2 separate regions of the Mus musculus genome follow, and region 1 is linked to region 2. Evidence: chromatin loops called from intact Hi-C (ENCODE). Cell type or tissue: gastrocnemius. All regions are shown on one strand. Links, peaks and the distances in the headings refer to the core of each region. The heading gives the core; the rest is flanking DNA. Region 1 has its middle 14 kb from the start of Krtap5-4. Region 2 holds the start of Mrpl23 (mitochondrial ribosomal protein L23).

Region 1 (11,209 bases), core at 3,380-8,379, 220 kb after region 2:
AACCTGCAAAATAATATAGACAAAAGCAGAAACCACAGCCAGTGGCAAAGGCCTCACAGGCAGCTGCGCCTTGTGGGTAAGCAGAAAGCGACAAGGAAAGAATATGTGTCTGCTTAGCTTTGCAGGCACTGTAGAAAAGTTAAAACAGATTAAGTCGGATGGTTATAAAATTCTTGTGGAAGAAGGACCAGGCATGGTTGTGCACACTCATAATAAGGAAGCAGAGGCAGGAGGATTGCTTTGAGTTCAAGGCCAGCCTGCTCTACATAGTGAGTTCTGGGCCATCCAGGCCTATGTAGTAAGACTTTGTCTCAAAGATTAAAAACAGGGAAGAGATCATGGAAGGAAACCGATAGCCCCTTCTGGAGCCATTCTAACATTTAATCTTCAAAAACAGAAAGAATATAATTTGAAAGATAGAAAAAAAATGCAAAAAGACTAAACATGGAAAGCAAGCAATGGGAACAAAGAGGACCCAAGGCTTGTGAAGGCAATGGGGCAGGATCTCACCCTGTACTGGTAGCTTCCTGGGGGACACGAAAAATGGAAGGACTGAATGGGCCCTTCCACCGGCCTCATAGGTCACACTTAACCCTGCTGTGAGCTGTTAAAGACACTGTTGTTGGTACTGCTCACAGGTAAGGCACAGGCCACAGGAGCCTAACAGCCCCAGCCCCACCCCCCATCCCCCCACCAGCAGAGATCCAGGCCCAGGGCTGGCTGCCCCCTTCCCCCAGGCCCATGGCCACCCAGGCCCTGAGAACAAGGCCATGGTTAATCCACTTCCCAGCAGCAGATCCTCTGTCCAGCCAAGGTGGGTGGGAAAGCAGAGCTGCTTCCTCAGCCAGAGAACATTCTATACCATTCTTGCTCACGCTGTTTAATTACCCAGTGTTTTCCTTTGGGAAAGACCTGAAATTGCAGAGATCTTGGGGATTTTGGAGGAATGCGAGGCCTAATTTTGCCTAATTAGGAACCGTCTGGGCGGTGACGGTGATGCATCCCAGAGTTGGGCCTTGCAGACCCTGGGCCTCCTGGGCGGTGGGGGGCTGGGGCTGCTGACGCACATGTTTACCTGAGGTCCCAGGCCACAATCTGGTTCGCATTGGGAAATCAGGCTGTTTACAGGAGGCCGCAGCTGTCTCTCCCTCTCCTTGCCTTTCATTTTTCTGTGACATTTTGCAGGTCTCCCTGGGCCCCTTTGGGAGGGTCAGAGGCATCCTGAGAGTCCAACCATACATTGTGACCACTGCTCTCACTGAGAGGGAGATTGCTATTCTGAAGACTCTGGGGATGGATTTCCAGAACATCCAACCTTCCAGACAATGTCAGTGAGCATTCTGCACCCAGGCAACGGCTGACAGCAGGAGTCGGTTCACTCTGCACCCAGGCAACGGCTGACAGCAGGAGTCGGTTCACTCTGCAGCCATGCAGTGGCTGACTGCAGCAGTGGACTAGTACACCAAAGGGATGAAGGCCTAGGCCAGCTCTCCAATGCCAGCTGCTTGCTACAACCTTCTCTTTCCTCACTTCCCCCTCCCCTCCTTCCTTCTTCCTTCTTTCCTTCCCATTATTCTCAGTCCCCCCCCCCCCACTTCTTCCCCTGCTCCCCTACTCACTGTGGTTTGATGCAGTTCATACTTGTGGCCACAGCTTCAGTTTGCCCGTGATTTACTGGCTAGAGTGCTTAGCTCCTTAATAAGTTCTGAGAGTTTTGGGTGTCAGTGAGGCTGACTCTGTCCTCCTGGGACACATTTGTCACTGCTGGAATTTGCTAGCTGTCGCTTAGCTTGTCATCTTAAACACTCTTATTTGTTCTCTTAACCACAAAGAGACAGGCACTTGCTCAGCACAAGAGGGCTGTCCCCTGTGTAAGGAAGGCAGTGACACTCACAGCAGGACAGTAAACACTTCTGATGATAACAGGGTAAGGTCATGGTCCCAACAGGAGGTAACCCCAAGAAACTCACGGTTCCCTCCCTCCCCAGAGTCCTGGCATCCCACTCACATCCAGAGGCTTGGTAAACCAAGCCAGGAATAGAGGGGACAGCAGCTCCTGGCTCAGAACACGGTCTGCACCCTAGACAGAGGTTTCAGAGCAGAGAGTGGCTTTGAGGTGGGAACTGTGAGTTTCACAGAGAGGACAACACAACACAGCCAGGTAGAAGTCCTCTCTGTCACTGGGAACCAAACCTTGCCAGAGACACTATGAGGCTTTCAGTTCAGTCCAGCTGGGATTCTCGGGGCACCGTAGGCCCAGGGTCTTCTCGACCTGTTAGTGTGTGTCCTCGGTGCGCACAGTATCATTCAGTGCAGTGAATAAAGACTGTTGTCCCCAGCCAGCTCTGCATGTCCCTGCCTGGGACCAGTTCCCTCAGCCTCCCTGTCCTCGACTGCTGAGCAAATTCTGTGAGGAAATAGCGTGGACCCTTGTGTGGCCGCCTGTGCCTTTCTCGTCTCCTGGGTAGGGAGAGACACTTTGCTACTGCCAGGCTGCTGTGAGCTGTGACACATGCTAAGTGACGGTACCGCTGTTTCCTGTGATGTCCTCTGTGCCCACTGTCTCAGTGTCCCATATCCGGGCTGTGGAATCTGATGTCACAGGAGCTGGAACCGAGTCAGATATCTGCGGCTCTATCTTTCTTGCTGCGTTATGGTTCTGACGCCACCTTGGCCTCACCTTAGTCTGCACGGTCTCAGCTCTAGCCTCGGCCACCATCCTCTGGAGCCATCCCAGAGAGCTCTTCCTGTAATGTGTGGTTGTTTCCTTCCCTCCCTCCCTCTGACAACCCTGCAGCAGAACATGACAGGGCCTCTCAGCCCCACCATCCACTGCCCATTGCCAGCTTGGGGCCCTAGCCACCCTTGAGCTCAGGGCACAGCCCAAGGCCTTGACCAGCCTGGCACTGAGGGGACTCTCATGCATAGCGGACTTCCCACGGGACGTGGAAGACGCACTTTATGTGCTCACAGGTTTGATTATGAAATATGCTGGCTAAATCAGTTTAGAGGTTTATGGCCCAAGGCAGCAAGCCTTTTGTGTTTAATTGATTTCTGCCAACCCCATCCTCGGCTGTGCTGTTGTCAAGGCTCTGTGTATTCGCACTGTCAAGGCTGCTACCCCACATGTAAACACCATCTCCCAGGGATGGAAAACCTTCTCCTGCCAGAGGCACTGGGCCCCACCTTGCATGCAGCTTGCTTTTGTCTCTGGCTGGGGCCTGGCTCATCAGACACTAGACCCCAACCCTCTGCTCTCTCTGCTTTCTGCTTCTCTTTCTTTCTTCTCCTGTTAGCCTATGTTCTCATCTTTACCAAGGCATTTTTTTTTCTCTTAAAAAATTATTAGGCACGGTACGGTTTTACTCATCCACTTTCTGCCATGACAATCAATGTCTTAAACCAAAAATAAAGATTAGGCTATAAGCTTGGCTCCTAACTTCTCTCTGAATTGTCTTTAGATTACGGGACCATGCGGTGCATCACTCTGCAGCTTGGTACTATTATTCCCTCTGCTTGACGCATGGCTCTAATTATGGGATGCATAGCTGATCACACTGCCCACGCACTAATACGCCAGTTAATAAGCTCACAGCAAGAGCTGGGAAGATGGCTCGGTTGGCAAAGTGCTTGTCTTGCAAGAGCAAAACACAGGGAACTGAATTTGGAATCTGTTCGACGAGCCAGGTGTGACAGCACACATTTGTAATTCTGGTGTGGATGAGACGAGAGACAGAGGCGAGGTGCGGGTCGCCTCCCTCACAGATCACTGGCCAGCAAGTCTAGCTTACCTGATGAAGTTCCTGACCATGAGAGACTCCGTCTCAAACAAAGGTTGACGGTGTCAGAGGATTGACACCTGGGGCTGTTCTTTTACTGCCATATATGCACACTACACACTACACACACACACACACACACACACACACACACACACACACACACACACTCACAAGCTCACAGTAAAATGTCCCTCTGAATTCCTCCTACCTATATCCATGCACCGGCCAATCAGTGTCCCAGTGCCCAAAGAGACAGAAGAGGACATTGAATGCCTTGAAAATGAAGTTACAAGTAGTTGTGAGCCACCATGTGGGTGCAGGGGCTCTGCAAGCCCAGCAAATGTTCTTAACCCATGAGTCCTCGCTACAGACCAGTGTGCTCATTGTCACCCACATAGTGCAGACACATTAAGGTCAATGTATGTAGCTAGTACCACACTTTTCTTCCTGAGTCTACGTTGCTGGATGTTGCTTGACGGTATACTGTTCTTTCCAAGATGAGGTGCCTCTGTACACATCCTATTTGTGACTATCTCTGTGCTGACAAGTGATCATTAGGACTGAGACCCAAAATGTGATGCCCAATCCAAAAGCTATCCATATTCCAAGTTTAAAAGATGACGGTAAAGAGCCTAGCAGAAATATGAGTAAATCCTATGCCCAGGAGGCTCACCAGGAAAGGGTGCCCGTGGCTGGCACCCACTAATGAGTGTGCTATGCTGTGGAAGGACCAGTGCAGCGGGGTTGCCAGCAGTCCAGAGTAGCTGGCATGGGGCGCATGCCATCAGTCAAGGGCGGTAAGCAGCCACTTGGCTTAGTCTAAGAGAGCCCCCTTTTATCACCAAAAACTCGGCACCCCTGGGAACCTGTCAGAGAGCCATCAGCACTGCAGTGATCACCAAATCAAATCTGACACGGCCATGCTCTCTTCCTGCCCCACCCCAACCCCTACAGGCAGGAGATGTGTGTGCATGTGGCTCATATGGCCCTCACCCAATGTGTGGGCTAGACCTACAACAGAGCTGGCTGTCCCCAACAGTGGCAATAGTTTGAGCTTTGTGTCTGAATGGGAGGGACTCAGGAAACCTTCGAGAAAGTTCTGAGTTTTCATATTCAAGCATGTTCCTCCTGCCTTTGAGGACCAGTCCTTTTACAGGCAGCTGCTGCACTTTATCTGGGACATCTGTCTTGGGCACAGATATTGAATCCTTGTATCTTATTAGCTTACGCAGAAGTTATCTTTCCCTGCTGTTTCTCTGAGGGGCCTCCCTAGCCTGAGTGATCTTCCTCCAACAACAGAGGCTAAGTGCCAGGTCTTCCCTGCCTCTTGTCGTGAAGGCCAGGTAGGCCTGGCCTTGGGGAGCCCCAATGACAGGAGACACCTTCTGCTTACTGGAGCTCCTACCCACATCCTCTGTCCCGGTCTGAGTGCACTCACATTGAGTAAGAAGCATGCTAGCCCCCAATGTTCTGTGAAGAAAGAGGAGTGAGTTCCTCCTTCCCTTTCAGACTGAAGCCTAACTGGGCCGTAGTGTGTGTCCCCAGGCTGCTGACCCCTGGCATAGAGCAGGAATGATGTCATCCAGGGTGAGCAGACACCTGCGATAAGGTAGGCCACAGACTTCCCACATTCAACAGGAAAGCTTGCTCGTACGTCATAGAAAAGGCCTCAGGCCCAGAGCTGCTTTTTAGCATGTAGCAAAGGCTGTGAACCCCAGCCCTAACCCTGCAGGGCCCCGGAACATCTGTCATATGACTTCCAAGCCTGGAGCAAAAACAAAGTCAGGAGTTAAGCACAGCCATCAATATCTGACTGTGGGGAGCCAGGCCCACCCCAAGGTTCAAAGGACCCCTTCATGTTTTATCTGAAGTGTGTATGCTGCACATCAATCAAGCTCAGCCTGCAGATGCCCGGGTCATCCAATGGGCATTCAGTGAGGCCAGGTTTAGGACCTCCAGGCAGAAGTGTGCTGTACTGAATAGATGGAAGAGGTCTGTTTTGGGACACAGGGACCCCATCCCCTTCTGCCACAGACTACACTGCTTCAGCTCGAAGGTGTGGTGGTAGGGTTGGAGTCCTGAGATGGGCAGCCATGTTCTGCTCACAAACGAAAGAACTGGTCACAGGCCCACAGACTGTCTTCACGTCTCAGAGAGAACTGAGCCACCAGAACAGCGTGCTGGTGTCTGTCACTATTCTGGTGTCACCCACTGTTCTGTCAATGGAGCCTCTCAACGCAGGTCCAAGTCAGAGTCCCTCACATGGAGACTCAGTTCAGAGTGGTGACCGCTCTGCTTGGGTGAGGGGCTCTATCCATCCTAGCCATGACTTGTTCGTTTTCTCATTCAACAGTGCCACCTGGTGGTAATCTCATGCAACTACAGACAACCTGTCTTAAGTTTCCAAACCTGAAACTTTGGGTCCTTTTGGAGCCCAAAGCTCTTGCAAAAGGCATTTTGTTCGGCCTTGTTTCCATCACTGAGACAAATATAGGCACCCATGCTGAATGCTGCAATCAGGTGTTGATGTTGAGGCTGGAGAGACAGCTCAGTGGTTAAGAGCTGCTGCTGCCCCTCTTGTGAGGACATAAGGGGCACCTACCTTCAATTCCCAGCACCTACAAGGCAGTTAGTTCACAACCATCTGCAACCTCAGTTCCAGGGGGAGAAGACCCTGGGCACCAGCCATGCTCAGGGTGCACATACACACATGCAAGCAAAACAGTCACACACATAAAATAAATAAATCTAACTTAAAAAAAATAAGGCCTTGAAGTTCAGTCCACCATAAAGCTGGTCACAGATTTGGGGATGTGACTCAGTTGGTAGAGTGTCTGCCTAGCATTCCTGAAGTCCTGAGTTCTATCCCCAGCACTGCAAAAACAGGTGTGACAATGCACTCCTCCAGTCCCAGCACTCTGGGAGTGGAGGCAGGAGGACCAGGAGTTCTAGACCATTCTCAACTACATAGTGAGTGTGAGGCCAGCATGGTCTCCATGAGCCTCTGTCTTGAAAACATACACGCTCATATTGGTTCTGCATGCACATAAGACATTTGAACTCAGAAACGCACAAGAAAAATGGCCTGTGTCGGGCACCTGCTCAGTAGACAATGGAGACAGAAATCAGAAACCATCTTCGGTGGAAGCCTGTTTCTCTTACAGGCAGATAGCTTGTAAATCAGCCAGTGGTTTATCAGCACTGGACAATGCTGTGCTAAGGTCCTGATGAAGATGGCTCCTAAGTCTTGTCTTCTTATTCTCTACATCCAGAGTCGGACCCTGAGGCCAGAAGAGCTTTCAAAGACTCCTGCAGCTCAGCAGCCCATCTTTCCTGGTGATGCTGTGGGTTTCTGGTGTAGATGGTCACACAGGCCTGGACATACTTGGGACAGTCAAAAGCCAAGTGCAGCACCATTTCTCTTTGTATTTTTATGCTCACATGCACATACAGACACACAGACACATGGACACAGTCTCTCTCTGTCTCTGTCTCTGTCTCTCTGTCTCTCTCTCTCTCTCACACACACACAAGGAAGGCAGAGATCAACCTTGGGTATCATCCATCAGGTGCCATACAACCTGTGTTTTGTGACAAGAAGGCTCATGGGAAGTAGGGATCACTAACTAGGCTAGTCTGGCTAGTCAGCCTCAGCAATCTGCTTTGCTTCCTCAATGCTCTGACAGACACATGCCACTGTCACTATGCTCAGCTTTTCTATGGGCGTTGGGGGGTTGAACTCAGGTCTTCTTGCTTAGATAGCAAGCACTTCACTGAGTCATCTCCGTGGCTCATGGTTTGTTTTGTTTTTATTGGTATACATCTGTTGTACAAAGCAATGGGGTTCCTGTGACATTTTAATTCTAATTTATTAGCCACTTTGACTATAGTTGGCCCCATTACCCTCCCCTGACTCCTCTCAGTTTCACACCTGCCAAGTGCCATTCATCCCCCCAAATAATGGGACTCAAGCCAAATGGGCATCCAGGCCTTCTCCTGCAGCCTAGAGACCCAGCTGCAAGCTAAAGCAGGGGCTGCATTCTCTAGTGCATGCTGGGAGCTATTCTCTGCGATGTTTGCTACTTGAAAATTCAAGTGTCTTCCCAGGGGGATTGAGGTCTCCAGCTGAAAGGTGACCAGCTGCAAAGCTGCAGTTTAAGCCCCCAAATGAGGATGCCAGCGCTCTCCCAAACCCCGCAGGGTCTCATGCTGAAGTCCCAGCACTATTTGAACCAGGACTTTATGGGCAGATCTGTCCTGATTGCCAAGGGCGATGGAATCTCCAGGAGATGGAGTTGAGATCAGGCTGTACCCTGCTCTAAGACGCTCTATATTATGTAAACAGTGGCTTTCAGGCTGTCCTGCCCTGGGCAACTCCATTTCACAAAGTGGCATTTGGCTCCATTTTGAGTGCAAATGTAGAGTCAGGATGACTCTGCACTCCACTCTGTAAGTAGACACCACAACCTGTCCAGCACCAGCCTCGAAGCACAAACTGGCAACCTATTTTTGTAACTCTTTAAAGGGATTTTTTGTGTTTCCTCTTTAAGGGCTTCTAGCTGTTTATCTGAATTCTCCTGTATTTCTTTAAGGGAGCTATTTATGTCCTTCTTAATGTCCTCTATCATCATCATCATGAGAAGTGATTTTAGATCTGAATCTTGCTTTTCTGGTTTGTTGGGGGTATCCAAGACTTGTTATGGTGGGAGAATTAGGTTCTAATGATGCCAAGTAGCCTTGGTTTCTGTTGTTTATGTTCTTATGATTGCCTCCCACCCTCTGGTTATCTCTAGTGCTACCTGCCCTGGGTATGTCTGACTGGAGCCTGTCCTTCCTGTGATCCTGGTTGTGTCAGAACTCCTCTAAGTCAAGCTGTCTCTGTGATCCCGTGATTCTGGGATCCTAGGATCATGAGATCCTGGGTGTGTCTGAGCTTCTGGGAGTCAAGCTGCCTTTGAGACCTTGAGATCCTGGTGTGACCAAGCTCCTGGAATCCTGTGATCCTCTGATCCTGGGTGTGTTAGAGCACCTGGGAGTGGAGCTGCCTCTGGGTGTTGTGGGGCTGGCTATAGATTTTGCGCCCAAGGTCTGCTCAGGGCGCCGGCCCAGACCGGCAACCTATTTCTAAAGTACAAAGATGCCACACTGCAAACTTAGCAAAGCAGTCTGGGACCATGTGAGCACAGGGGCATAGTAAAAATCCCATTAGGAAAGCTGGGCCAAGGACTTATTGAACACACCAGGTTAATGACAGGGTACAATAGTCTCATCTGGACTCCATAAAAAAGAGGACACCTAACACTGGGATGGCAACAGCCTCACCAACCTGTAATCTCAGCACTCAGCAGCAAGGAAGGAAAAGAGAACGTTCCACTGTCCCAGGAGTTTCAGTTACCCCACTGCCGACCCAGCCTACTTAAATAGCCAGCCATGTGTTCATCCACTCATCAACCCACCCACCCATCCAGTCACCTACCCACCCACCCACCCACCTACCCATCCAGTCACCTACCTACCCATCCATTCATTTACCCACCCATCCAACCACATACCCATTTACCCATACCCATACCCATCCACACACTCACCCATCAACCCACCCATCCACATACCCACCCATCCATTCGCCCACCCATCCACCCATCCATTCACCCATCCATTATCCTATACACAACACACACACACACACACACACACACACACACACACACAACACACACACACACACACACACACACACACACACACACACACACACAAATACACATACACACATATCCATTCATTCACCCATCCACACACTCACCCTTGTACCCACCCATCCACTCACACACCCATCCATCCACTCATGTACCCACACACTCATTCACTCACCCATCTACCCACACACACACTTATTCACACACACACACACACACACACACACACACACACACACACACCCGTCCACTCACCCATCCATTTATCCATCTAGATCCAGTTCTGCACCTAATGTCTGCAGCTTCACTCAACTCTGAGGCTTGTTATGTCCTCCCCAACAGCGTTCCTTACCTTACCCCCTCCATGTCCTCCCCTCCCCTCCCCATCAACTCTCTGAGTCTGCCTTCAGTTAGGCCCCTCTGAACTCCTTGAATTCTGTGGTGGCCTCTTTAGCTCTTTATTGCCAGTTTGTAGCAGCATGAATATGTAAAGCAATTGATTACTGTGTAAAGAATCTGAGAGTTGATATTGGTATTGAACAGCAAATTTGTGCATATGTGTGTATGCTTTGGTCCTTTGTGTAAATGTTGCAATATTTGTGCAGAAACCAGTCGGTCCTCTTGGGGTTTGTTTTTTGTTTTGTTTTTGTTTGGGTTGAAATATTATTTTTGAGACGAGTCTTGCTATGTCTTAGTAGGTAGGGTAGGAATAACTTTGCCAACAGCAAGGTATCAAAGGAAGTCATGACCGTTTGACAAATTACAGCCAATGAAACCAATGTACCTTGTACACTCATGGTATTGACACATGGCAACACTGTGGAAGGACATATGTGGCCATCTCTGTTTCTGACATGCTCAAGACACACACCTCTGGGTGTCTTGTAAACCACTGCCAAGGGATAGTCTGTCTCAAACTGCCAAGGGACAGTTCTGGTCTTGCGTGGGAACAGCAGGATGCTGCCCAGCTTTCCTCCCTTTTCATTTTCTGGTTGAATCATAATCACTTGTGCCTTGTACCACTTAAAGCCCACCCATGCATGAACCACCGTGTGTCAGGGGTTCAGAGCAAAACAGGGCTCCCACCAACCTTCCACCGCCACCCCCCAGCTCTATGTTCCCTCTTCAAGACCCTTTTGCAAAGGCCCCAACAGGAAGCTGCTACTGCCTGTTAAGGGGGAGGAAGAAGAGGGAGAAGAGGAGGAGACCTAAAAGGAAAAGAGAGAGAGACAGCCTGAAAGACCCAGATTCTGTTATTTCCATTTCAAAGGACCTAGTTCCCCAAGAGAAAAGATCTCATTGACATTCACTAACATAACCTGTTTTACCAAGATGCCTGAACCATCTTTCCCATGAAAAATGAGTATCAGTGCAAGACAACTAGAAATACTGATTTCCTTCACCATCCCTAGAGTCCCCGGAACTCCAGAACGCCGAATGCTCTGTTCCTCGGGCCGAGGAGATGGCGCTTCTATGGAATCGTCTTCTATCTTATTATTCCATTCTACTCTACTTTAGAAGTGAGGTCTTGCTTTGGACCACTGCCATCCTCCTCATGTTAGGATTACAGGGGTGTGGATGCACCCCATCCCCACAGTGCACTTTAACCCATCCCATTCTCTTGGAAAACGTAGCAATGTCAGCACTGTTGATCAACGGTTATTCTGTGTTGTCTAGGGAACAACTTCAAGTCCCAGCCATGGACACACAAGAGGAACACTTGCAAGA
Region 2 (11,209 bases), core at 2,461-7,460:
AACTACTGAGTCCAGCTTTCATGAGTGTGGTGGGGAAGAGGAGGGGAATGTAGGGGCTCAGATGTCTCAAAAGCCACTTGTAACCATAGCTGTCTCTGAAGTGACTTGTGGCAAATGCCAGCATATGGATGTGGCCCCCCAGGCCGTGACAGAGACAGATGGGTGGATTCAACACCTAGCTCACAAACACACACACAAGCCTTCAGAGGGCCCAGGCCTTCCTTTCCCACCTGCATGGGCTGATTTTATGTACAGCAAATATTAGGCCCTGTTTAGAACAACTGTAGCTCTTTTTCCAGCAAAGCTGCCTCCCTCCCTTACAGGGTCTTTGAACAAACAGCCATGCAGCACGGGAGGGTGGGAGGGGCCCATTCTCAATAGCACGAGACTGCCATCTAGCGGCCTGCTGTGGAGGCTGGGGCTCCCTGGAGAGCTGTTTACACTGAAACTGGAGAAATTGGAGGAAGCCCCCCTGTGGGGTTCAAACAGTGGGGGGCCAGTTAATGGACCCTGCCGAGTAGAGTCTTCCTTGAGAGATTCCCGGAGGTCAAAAGGGATTCTGTCCAGAGACTGAGACCAAAGGGTACTTGTAGGTTAAGATTTGGTCTCAAAGGCAGTGGGTCGAGGACAGAGGCTCTAAAAGAGAGCAAGCTTGAAAATGTGGCTCTTTCCAGGCAAGTCTGGTCTTGTGAGTAAAGGCCCAGACTAGGAGTCTGCTCCCAGGACCCCAGGCAAGGATGAGGTGAAGGGGCTTTGGTACCCACACTCACAGAATCACTGTCATGGCTGACTAACAGAAGAATGTGTAGGGTCCGTATACCCCAGATGTCTCAACCTTTTCACAGCACTGGGCTTCTAGGGGAACATAAACTCTGCACCAGGCAAGGTATCCTCACAGAGCGGTGGCTTTTCACATTCACCCTCTGATTTCTGTTTCCTCCAAACACATGTAACTAAGGCATGGGCTTGTAGCACAAAATAAGGAATGGATTTACTGAGGACTACAGAGATGATCTGCGGAGGTGCACTAGGACCTGGGCTCCTCCTGCCCCGATCTCCAGGTCTGGGCTCTGCTAAGGTAGAGGGAATTGCACAAACAGCCCCAGGACACAGATGAGACAGTGAGCAGAAACAGAGGCGGCAGGTCAGCCGGTCTCACTCACCAGCTGCACGTAGGCCACTTTGTAGTCTGGTTTCTTGATCCTCACATTCTTGTGATCCCTCCTCCTGTTGGAGCCTGTGAGGGGACAGCAGACCAGACCCTGCCTTAACTTCTGGCCCCTTGATGAGCCCCACAATCTAGAAACCATTTTCTAGTAAGGCACAGGATATCATCTGGAGGTGGAGTGGGGAGGGGGGTTTCAAAAGGCAGGCTGAACACCAGAGGGGGGGTCTCAGACAAACATCCCAGTTTCTCTGTTTAAGTAAAAATAGTCTTTGAGCTGGCTGGTGGTGGCTCACACCTTTAATCCCAGCACTCAGGTGGCAGAGGCAGGCAGATCTCTGAGTTAAAGGCCAGCCTGGTCAATGACAAAAAAATAAATAAATAATGTTTTTGAGAATAGAAATGACAACAGAAGAGTTTAAAAGAACAAAAGGAATTTTTTTTTTTTTTTTTTTGGTTTTTCGAGACAGGGTTTCTCTGTATAGCCCTGGCTGTCCTGGAACTCACTTTGTAGACCAGGCTGGCCTCGAACTCAGAAATCTGCCTGCCTCTGCCTCCCGAGTGCTGGGATTAAAGACGTGCTCCACCACGACTGGCTACAAAAGGAATTTCTTTGCTCTCTGGTGAAATGGAGATTCTCTAGGAAGGGCATTTCTTTTTGTTGTTGTTGTTTTGTTTGTTTGTTTTTTTGTTTGTTTTTGTTTTTCGAGACAGGGTTTCTCTGTGTAGCCCTGGATGTCCTGGAACTCACTCTGTAGACCAGGCTGGACTCGAACTCAGAAATTCGCCTGCCTCTGCCTCCCAAGTGCTGGGATTAAAGGTGTGCTCTACCACGCCCGGTAGGAAGGGCATTTCTAAGAGGGTAGCACTACTAGCCAGCCTTGGGCACTAATCAATCTGCCACTGATGGGCTACTTTAGGATCTACTACAGGAGGAGACTGTGGAGGCCTACTAGAGACCAGCCCAGGCTAAGGAAGTGGTTCTAAGGAACAGAGGACATTTCAGGGTCACAGCTAGAAGTGTTGGGGACCTTCAATGAGCTACATAGAAAGAGGCTGGGCACCCTCTGGCAAGACAAGGCACCCAAGCCCCTCAAGGCCTTTGCTTCCCCTCTGGAGTCTGAAGACAACAAGAAGTAGACAAGGGGCTATGTCCTGGTGGCAAGCCACCAACACAGGTACCCACCATGCTGCACCCGTGTGCGCACGGCAGCCACGGGAACATTGTAAATCTGCTCAAGGTAATTCCGAAGGTCCACCCTGGTCATCCTGGATGAGACAGAAAGCAAACAAGTTTGAGCTAAGCCTAGATAAAGAGATATCCTACCCAGGGATAAGGGTGAAAGTCCAAGGAGCAGCTGTGGCCAGGTGAGGCTGGCTCCAGTGTTGTCCCCTCCAGACAAAAGGATGAGCTAAGAGTTAATGAGGGTGGGATTTCATCAGAGTTGTTTACTTGGTCCTCTCCACCTGGATCCTTGACCATTACCTGGAGCCAGGTGGGCTCACCCTGATCAAATGTAAGATATCAGGCCTGTCGCCAGGCTGGGCTCCTATCTGTAACTAAAGACTCGCCCCTAGGGTCTATGAGACATGTGCTGCCAGAGGGGCCTCTCTAGGACTTGGGGGACAAAGCCCATGGTGGCTTTCAGTACAACCCTGGCTACCATAAGCTCCTGTGTATGTCTGGAAAGCCAAAGAGACCCTAACCCAGCTCCTCCAGGGATCTGCTCCTGCCCCCTGCCCCTGCTGAGCTGGTCCCTGTGGATTTTAGGACTCAGAGCAGTACAAGCAGTTGGGTTGCACTGAACCTTCCTTAAAAGGGGGCACATGGAACTGCGAAGAATGAGGTAAGGGACTCAGAGCTCACATCCTAGAAGCCCTGCAAATCTCAGCATGCTCCAACCCAGCCTCCGGGGACTCCTTTCCTGGGAAAAGGATGGAGGCAAGAATTCAACAAATCTCAGGCTTTCTGTTAAGCTTTCCCCAGGTGGAGGGCGAGCCAGGAAGCCAGCCAAGAGCATGCTTACTCTTTGGCTGCCTGAAGCTCTGCAAACACCAGGCCCCTCCACCATCCGCTGAGCAAGCAAAGTGGCCCCAGGTCTTTCCACCACAGGAAAAGCCTGGCCCTGGGGAGCTAAGCTAAAAAACAGGACAGGACCCACATCCTGGAGGCCACTCCCCAGCCCCTGAACTCCTTTGGGCCTCACTTACTCCATGGGGATCCGGAACTGCACGGTATCTTCAGGCTGTGCAGTACCAGGCCGCACCAGCTGAATGAAGAAGTTAGTTCGAAATACACGGAGCTGGGGGCCACCCAGTTGGTAAAGGGGGTACCTGCTCAGGAGAAATCAGGGGATTGAGGTTATACACACAGTACTGCAGGCTCATGTGTCCACTCACATCAGCAGAATCGAGGCAGGGTGGGACAGTTACACATAGGACCTGTCCCTACTATATGGTTTCATTAGTAGGGGGGACAAGCAGCTTCCCAGCCTAGTCCTTGGCCTCCCTACTGGGTTCCAGGGCTACTGACACTACAGCCTTCCTATAGAAAGGTCAAAAGGACAGCTAAAAGAGAGAAAGAAAGAAACAAAAACAGGAACTAAGGCTCATAGCTGTGGTATGGGAGCAGAATAATGGTCCCAGCTTGTAAAATTGTAAGAACAAGGAAGGAAGGACCTCATAAACAGGGCAGTGGTGGTACTCAGCTTGCAGATACCACCTCTTCCAAAGGCCTGCTGCTAACTCCTGCTTCTGGGGAGTGGCCAGCCCGGAAATATCACCCCCACCCCCACCCCCAGGGCCCACAGAAGTTCCTTGAGAGGGAGGAAAACAGGCTGGGGGCTAGAGAAGACAGTGTTTCCAACATGGCTCCGAGCTAGCAACACCTCACTGGACACCTAAAACTATCTAAACAAGCAGGACTTGGTGGGATAGCCAGTTTCCACCATTATCAGGCCTGTAGAGAAAGCAGGATCTCTGCCTGGTGGTCCTGCTCGCCTCCATGCCCACCTGAGCAGACATGGAGAAGGACAGGAGAAACTCAAGGACTGGGATTACTAGAGACTCATAGTTCATGGTCCCCAGGTGGAGGGTGGGTACACAGGACCACCCTAGGGTCACACTGATAACCGAGGTGTGGCATGTGGGCCAGACCTCTAAGTCTTGGGAGCACCACACTGGAAGCACCAAGCTGAGGGCACCAGAGAAGTTTCAGGGCTGAGAAGCAGGTACCAGAGTTTCAGATGACTCCCAAGGTAGCATGGTGGGAGCCTCAGAAGCAGGCCCCATCGCTAAATGTTTGCCAAACTCAATGACTCAAGAGCCTACCTAATGGTCAAATTAGAGGTCTGGCCTTTTAGGGCTCTCTTAACTTCTTTTCTACTATTATTATTTTTTTTTTTATGAGCAGCCCCAAACAGCATATCTCAAATGGAACTCTTGGCTCTCTCTTCTCGCTGGGAGCCTGGTTCCCAACTGGTAGGCTGTTAACCTAGTCCTCCTCAAAGCTCAGGTCTCATCCCTGGTCTCACTCTGCCCCCACCCACCTGTCACTCATTCACGCATGGGTCCAACCAGCTCCCTGCAAAGCCAGGGGGTGAGCCCAAAAGCTGAACTAGACTGGCCCTGCCTCACACTGGCCTGGTTCAGAGGTCCCTGGTCTCCCAGCCAGTCTGCGGAAAGAAATCACAAGGTTGCCCACCAGGGAACCAGCCCTCACCCCTTCTTATTGCAGGGTCCCCCCAATTCTGCTTCCACGAGAACTCTCAAAACCGCATTAATGCTCAACCTAGGGCCACCCAACCAGTGGGTCACGTGTTTACTGAACACATGTTTCCGGCTCAGACTGTGGGAGGCTAGCACTGCTGGCCACGTGGAGACCGGTGAATGTAGCAACTTTGGGGGACTTGGGCCAGGGGTCCTGCAGGCAACGGCCAATCCTGGCTCAGCCCTGGCTGTCTGCCAAAGCAGGCTGTAGCCGCTGGCTGTGATTGACAGCCAGGACACTAAGCCGAGGTGGCCCTGCCGCGTGGACCCTGGCGGGTTTCCCGCCGCGTGCGGGCGCCTCCGGCTTCCGGCCCGGGCCCCGCACCCACCCGACCTGGGCTGCTTAGCCCGTTCCGCGGGTCACGACTTTACTCACAACACATTCCGCGCCATGGCAGCCGCACCTCCTGGTCAGGAAGGAGCGACACCCGCCCCGCACAGCGCCCGCGCTGGCACAGCGCCCCCTCGCTTCCGGAGGCCGCGCTACCCTCTCCCTGCACCGCAGGGCCCCGCACTTTCGGTGTCCCGCAAACCCCACCCCACCCCCAACCCCGCACCCGAAAAGCCCCTCCCCCACCCGTGCACCGTAAGCTGCTTGCGCACCGCCCCCGGCACAGCGCACCCCGCCTCTCAGCCATAAAAACAGTGAACAGCCCCGCCCCTCACCCGGCCCCGCAAAAAGCCGGCATACACTCTGTACCCATTTGCCCCATCCCAGCACCACACAGAATCCTGCATACCTCTCGGTGTATAGTGTACCTCCCTGTTCTTCAACCTGTAAGCACCCTACAGTACATGCTTTCCCACCCACAAGGGCACCACACTTTGCCATGAGCAGTCCCGCATCTCTGCACTGCTGGCTGGTGGATTCTACAAAGGGCAACTACTATCCTGTTTCCCCACCCCAACATTGCATGGCCCCACCAAGCACAGTCATACACCTTGTACCCCCCCCCCCAAATCTGCTCTGTGAATCTACTCTGTTCCCTTGCTGTAGGTGGTCCAGCAGTACCTTTGTCCCCACTCCCCTTTTTCTGGACTGGACGAAACCACCCCATAAGGCTCACCAAGGCCTGGCCACATAGCCCCCACCCTGTGTTCCACAGCCTAGTCTTTCTCTAGGCTCTGCCAGCTCTTTGTCCCCTTTCCCACATAAGCACATCAGAGGCTACACCCATGCCCTATCCCACATAGGACCCTAGCCCCCCTCAACAATTAAGTCACAGCCTCGCCAACAATCCCTTGGGCAGCAGAGATGGGGAAGGGTGGGGTGGACTGGATCTCTTGTATGAAGTCTACGGCCCCTCTCCCAATCCAGACTGGGTTGTTTTCCCTTCCAGGCAAGACTCCCAGGACCCCCTCCTTTCTCCTTCCCTCCCTTTCTTGGCTGCCCAGCCACATTTGCAGCCCAGCAGCACTGCATACTCCCTGTCCCAGGAGCCCCTGGCCACACCTCCTTCAAGAGGCCACTAGCCTCCCAAGGCCTTGCTGTTCACAAGTCCTCAGCCCTGCAGGTCAGAGACCCTCCAGCTTCGTCCTAACTAAGGGATCCCTGCCCATAGCTCTTGTCCCGACTTGGTGGTCTTGCTGCTCTCTCCTGCTTCCTGGCCCATCTCTCCCCATAGGTTCTCTCTGCTGCTTTCCAGCTCCCTCGGTCCTTGTTAAGTTTCTGTCTGTACCCCACGGCAACATAGTTGTGTTTGGGGGCTCAGGAAAGGAGACATGGGTGGAGATATCAGGCACATTATAAGAGGCCATCATGGTGGCTCTGGGAGAAGCATCTAGGTCACCCATTTAATGATCAAAATGACCACTGGGGTCCCCTAGGATGAAGGATTAGAGGTGAGTTGTGAGCACAGATCCCTGCCCATATCCACTCCTGTGTAGTGTTACAAAATGAATGTGGCTATGACCCAGCAGCAGATGATATTAGCCTAGCCTGAGTTCTGAGCCCCATCTCTCTTCCTCTCCAGATCAGACTTCTGGGGTTTTCTCCCACTTCTTCTGTCACCCATTGCTCGGCCTGACTGGACTGCCGTAGCCCGCTACAGTACCATTCCACACCTCCTCCAAGAGGCCGAAGGCTAAAAAAAAAGGAACACAAGGACCAGAAAAGTACAAGGTTGTCCTTTCCTTAGTAAAGACTGTTGTTAGCCATATTTAAGATGGGCTCAGGGTTGTAACAAAAAATTAGTTCCCTAGCTGGCCACTGCTTGGGAAGAGACTTGGTAGACCATGTAGGACTGGGAGATTGAATTTAGATTCATGAGTCTTGCACCTTTACCCAAACTGAGCTATCTTGCTGGCCAGCTCTAAAATTAGGTGGTTCTGAGACTCCCCCTGGGAAGAAAGCATTTAAGTGTGAGGTGACCTTATATGTGACATATGGTGTACGTAACTCTGGGAGAAAAAGACTCCCTAGTCAAAGAAGGTGCTGAGCAGGGAGAAGCCAAGTGGCCCTGTGGGAGCTGGGGTCCTCACAGCTTGGAAGACAAAGGGTGAAGGAAAGGGTCCCTTGTGGGTGATGAGCAGCTGATCTTAGGACACATTGTAAAAGGGACTAGTGTTGCCACTTCAGCTACCTACCTCAAGCCTGTCCCACCAGAGTCCCTCAGTTCCCTTCTGGATGAAAGTTTCTGGTTGAATGTTAGGCAACTTTGGAACTGCAAAATGGTTGGTGTAGGGGAGGATTTCAGGCTAAGGATACACCTGGTCCTCCCAACACCAACACAGGAGTCCCATTCTGGCCCAGATGTGGCCCATCTGAGCAAGCCACATCTCCACCCCTTGATAAACCAAGAGTTACGGAGTACACCTGTAATCCCAGCACTTGGGAGACCAGGCTGGCCTTGAATTCAGAGATCTGCCTGCTTCTGCCTCCTGAGTGCTGGGGTTAAAGGTATGAGCCACCACAGGCAGTTTACTTTCTAATCTTGGATCAGACCTAACAAATCTCATGCCATGCAGAAATTCTCTTTCTTGGTTCCCAGCTTGTCTTCTCAGCCTCCCTGAAGTTATTATTTGAAGAACCAAATTAATAATAATAATGATGATGATAGTAATAAATTCCAGTTTGTCAATTTGTTCTAGAGAATATGCTTTTGGTGTTGTGACTAATAAACCTCTTATATTCTGTATTGCTGTTATTTGTTTTACATAGATTTTACATGCTGTATAGGGTATGAGTTCTGTTCGTTCTTTCTCTCTCTTTCTTTCTTTCCTTCTTTCTTTCTTTCTTTCTTGCTTTCTTGCTTTCTTGCTTTCTTGCTTTCTTGCTTTCTTGCTTTCTTTCTTTCTTTCTTTCTTTCTTTCTTTCTTTCTTTCTTTCTTTCTTCCTTGTATTTAGGTGTTCAATTGTCCTAGCCAAGTTTCTCTAAGAGGCTGTTTTACACTCAGTTGCCTTTGTACCTTGTGTCAAAATTGGTGACAGCTCAGTGGGTAGAGGCGCTTGCTATGAGAACTGACTCCCTGAATTGGATTCCCAGAACCCACATGGAGAGAGCCAACTCCCAAGGGTTGGCCTCTGACCTCCACATAAGCACTGTGGAGTGCATACTCTCCATACAAAATAAATAAGTACATGCAATAAAAATGGTTTTTTGTTTTTCCAGAAGTCCTGCGGTGCTCATCTCCGGAGCATCTTGTCCCTTGGTCTATTTCAGTGTTTTATACCAGTGCCACCCTGTTTAGAGTTTCAGTTCTCACAATGTGGGCACTTGGATTTTATTGTTCTTGTTCAAGGATGTTTGGGCTATTTGGGGCCATTTGCGAGATTCCGTCCACAAAACCATCACCAGTGATGATTTTTACAGGGGACTTGATCTGCAGAACATTGTACGGAAACCCTGGTGCCACTGTAAAGTATTCACGCATTCAAAGATTGGGTCAACGGGAAGTTTTTTAAGAGCAGAAAAGGGGAGCCATTTACGTAAGCTCCAGGGGAACAAAGTTCACCTGTCAATCTTGAAGGGCCAGGGGCGGCTTTGGCGCCAGCTCCTTGGTGGAGGTACCCGCAGGGTTGTGTTCTGTCCAGAGTACATTGTAGGCATTGCTACAGGCTTAAAGAATGTTAAAGATAAACTTTGTTGGAGAAATCTGTGCATACGTGCAGAGCTGGTGGGGGTGTGGAAGGAGTAGGAATCTCTGGTGGGCCTTCAGAATGTGCCTGAGAAAGTAGTTATCTCCGCCAGTCAGGCAGGAGGTCTTTATTGCTTCCCGGCTCTCAAGTTGTTTGGGCCTGACAAGAACAATTTTATCTCAGTCTCAGCAGGTTTCACCATCAGTTTAAATTTTACAATCTCCAGTTAATTTTTACAAATTCAGGGAGAAATGGACTGCTTATCACCGTGAGCCCTCAGCAGCCCCGTTTACCCAAGAATATCCTTCAGTCCTGTTTTTTGCTTTTCCAGATATTGGTATCTCACCCTGTCATAACTATCACTAACTATGGTGTATTTATATATTACTGGAAAATGGCATCTTGAAAATGTCAATGCCAGACCATTCCATGGAGATAAATTTGATCCTGTGTATATCCATCTTGTCTCTTGCAACCTTACCAGACCCCTATTTTCAAAATTTTCTGAAGATTTTATCAGATAAGATGCCTGTGTTATCTATAAACAAAACCGCTTGCAACTTTTTTCCCAGGCAGGCAGCTGCTTCTCCCAGCCAGATTGCCCTTTGGAGAAAGCAAGGGGACACGGCAGGGGTCTGGGGACAGCTATCCCAAGGAGTTCTCCACAGCACTGCTGAGAGTTGCTGTTCTCCCTCTTAAGTAAGTCAGGAATGGATGTTTGCTAACGCCATTCCTGAACCTTAAAGAGATGATCATGTCAGCTGGCTCAGGTGGGTGGTTTGTAATCCCAACACTCCAGAGGTATGGAGTCAGGAGGACCAGGCATTTGAGGGTAACCTAGGCTGCATGGTTGGTGCAGGCTGGCCTGAGCTACGAAAGATCCTCCCTCAGACAACAAAAAAAGATCAGTTTGTGTTTCTCCCTGTGGAGTTCCTCATACAACGTGTCACTTTGGTTTTCTAACGTTACAGTAACTGTTCATTAGTTCCACAGTTGATCGCCATGCATTGGCCTTTTCATGGAGAGCTGGGTTCTGCTGGCTAAAATTTTAGTTTTATTTGAGGCTGGGGAGAGGTGGTGCACACTCTTGGTTTCTTATGACATTGATTTTGTATGGGACAGTCTGAACTCATGAAGTTGGAAAGTACTCTCTCCTCTATTCTTTTAAGAAATGTATATAACGACTATTATCTCTTCTTTAAATATTTGGTAGTATCTTCTAGAGAAGCCACGTGGCCTGATGGTTTTAGGCTTGAGCTCTTTTCTGTCAGCCAGGATTTCTCTCTCCCTCCCAAGCCCACCCCAATCACATTGGCCAGAGGTTGATCGGTTGTACTGATCCTCTAAGAACCAGGTTTGGGGTTTCTCGATTTTTCCCACCCCCAGCTTCCACGTCCCTGCTGGATCATTTCCCTCCTCCAGCTTCCTTTGGACTGTTTTTCTTTTTCTGCATTCTGAGATGTGAGAGCTGAGATCCTTGGGTCAAGCCCTTTCTCAGTTTCCCACACAGGCCTTCAGCAACAAGCGTTTCCCCCGAGTGCCTGCTGAGTGAGTGGCATTTCTTAGCCCTCAGCGCTGGGGTTCATTTTCCTCCTGTTCAGAGCACTCCCCAATTTCCTTGTTGAGTTTTTTTTTTCTTGTTTAAAAGTATGTTATTGAGTTTCCAAATACTTGGGGATTTTCCAAGGATCTTTCTGTTATTGATTTATAATTTAATTCCATTATGGTCAAAGCGCATACTTTATAGGGCTTGAATCCTTCTCAACCTATTAAGGCTGATGTAAAGGCCCAGAACTCCGCCCGGCCGGTGTGGGTATTTCCTACACACTGGGACGAGCATGCCTGAAAGGGGTGGGTGACCTGTCGGTGTCAAGCAAACTGAGGTGGCTGTGTAGACAGGTCCACCTTAGGTGTGCTGACTCCCTGCTCACGTGTGCTGTTGATTACTGGGAGACAGTCACTACAGGGTTAGACAGCCAGTCCTTGTGTCTCACCCGTCCCTCTCTGAAACAAAGCCTTTCTATGTAATCCAAGTTGGCCTCACACTCTCAATCCTCCTGCCTCAGCCTCTCCAGTGCTGATAGTCGTGGCACCCTGGGCACATTGCAGCCTGACACAGCTGGACATTCCTTTCTTCTCCCTTTCAGGTCTCTGAAAATTTGTTATTTCTTTGGAACCATTTGTGTCTACATTTAAAA

The links. Peaks named below come from ENCODE experiments on the same cell type or tissue, not always from the same donor. Only the 100,000 strongest peaks of a DNase experiment are listed, where the experiment ranks them.
Region 1: it touches region 2 in a loop (2.8-fold over the local background); 2 of 42 quality-filtered maps call a loop at or near these places.

The regions. Positions count from the first base shown.
Region 1 is chr7:142,311,651-142,322,859 of GRCm38, reverse strand. No RefSeq gene overlaps it. Among named protein-coding and RNA genes, the nearest start is that of Krtap5-4, 14 kb to the right of the region's middle. In gastrocnemius, for the core only: a CTCF peak has its summit at 6,145 (motif pointing left); DNase peaks (open chromatin) are centred at 6,111 and 7,780; H3K27ac peaks cover 935 bases.
Region 2 is chr7:142,527,295-142,538,503 of GRCm38, reverse strand. Mrpl23 (mitochondrial ribosomal protein L23) reads right to left here and starts at 5,472. Exons shown (of 5, transcript NM_011288.2): 1 at 5,310-5,472; 2 at 3,377-3,499; 3 at 2,352-2,434; 4 at 1,164-1,237. The coding sequence starts at 5,326. In gastrocnemius, for the core only: a CTCF peak has its summit at 5,385; DNase peaks (open chromatin) are centred at 5,340 and 5,989; H3K4me3 peaks cover 2,321 bases; H3K27ac peaks cover 3,153 bases.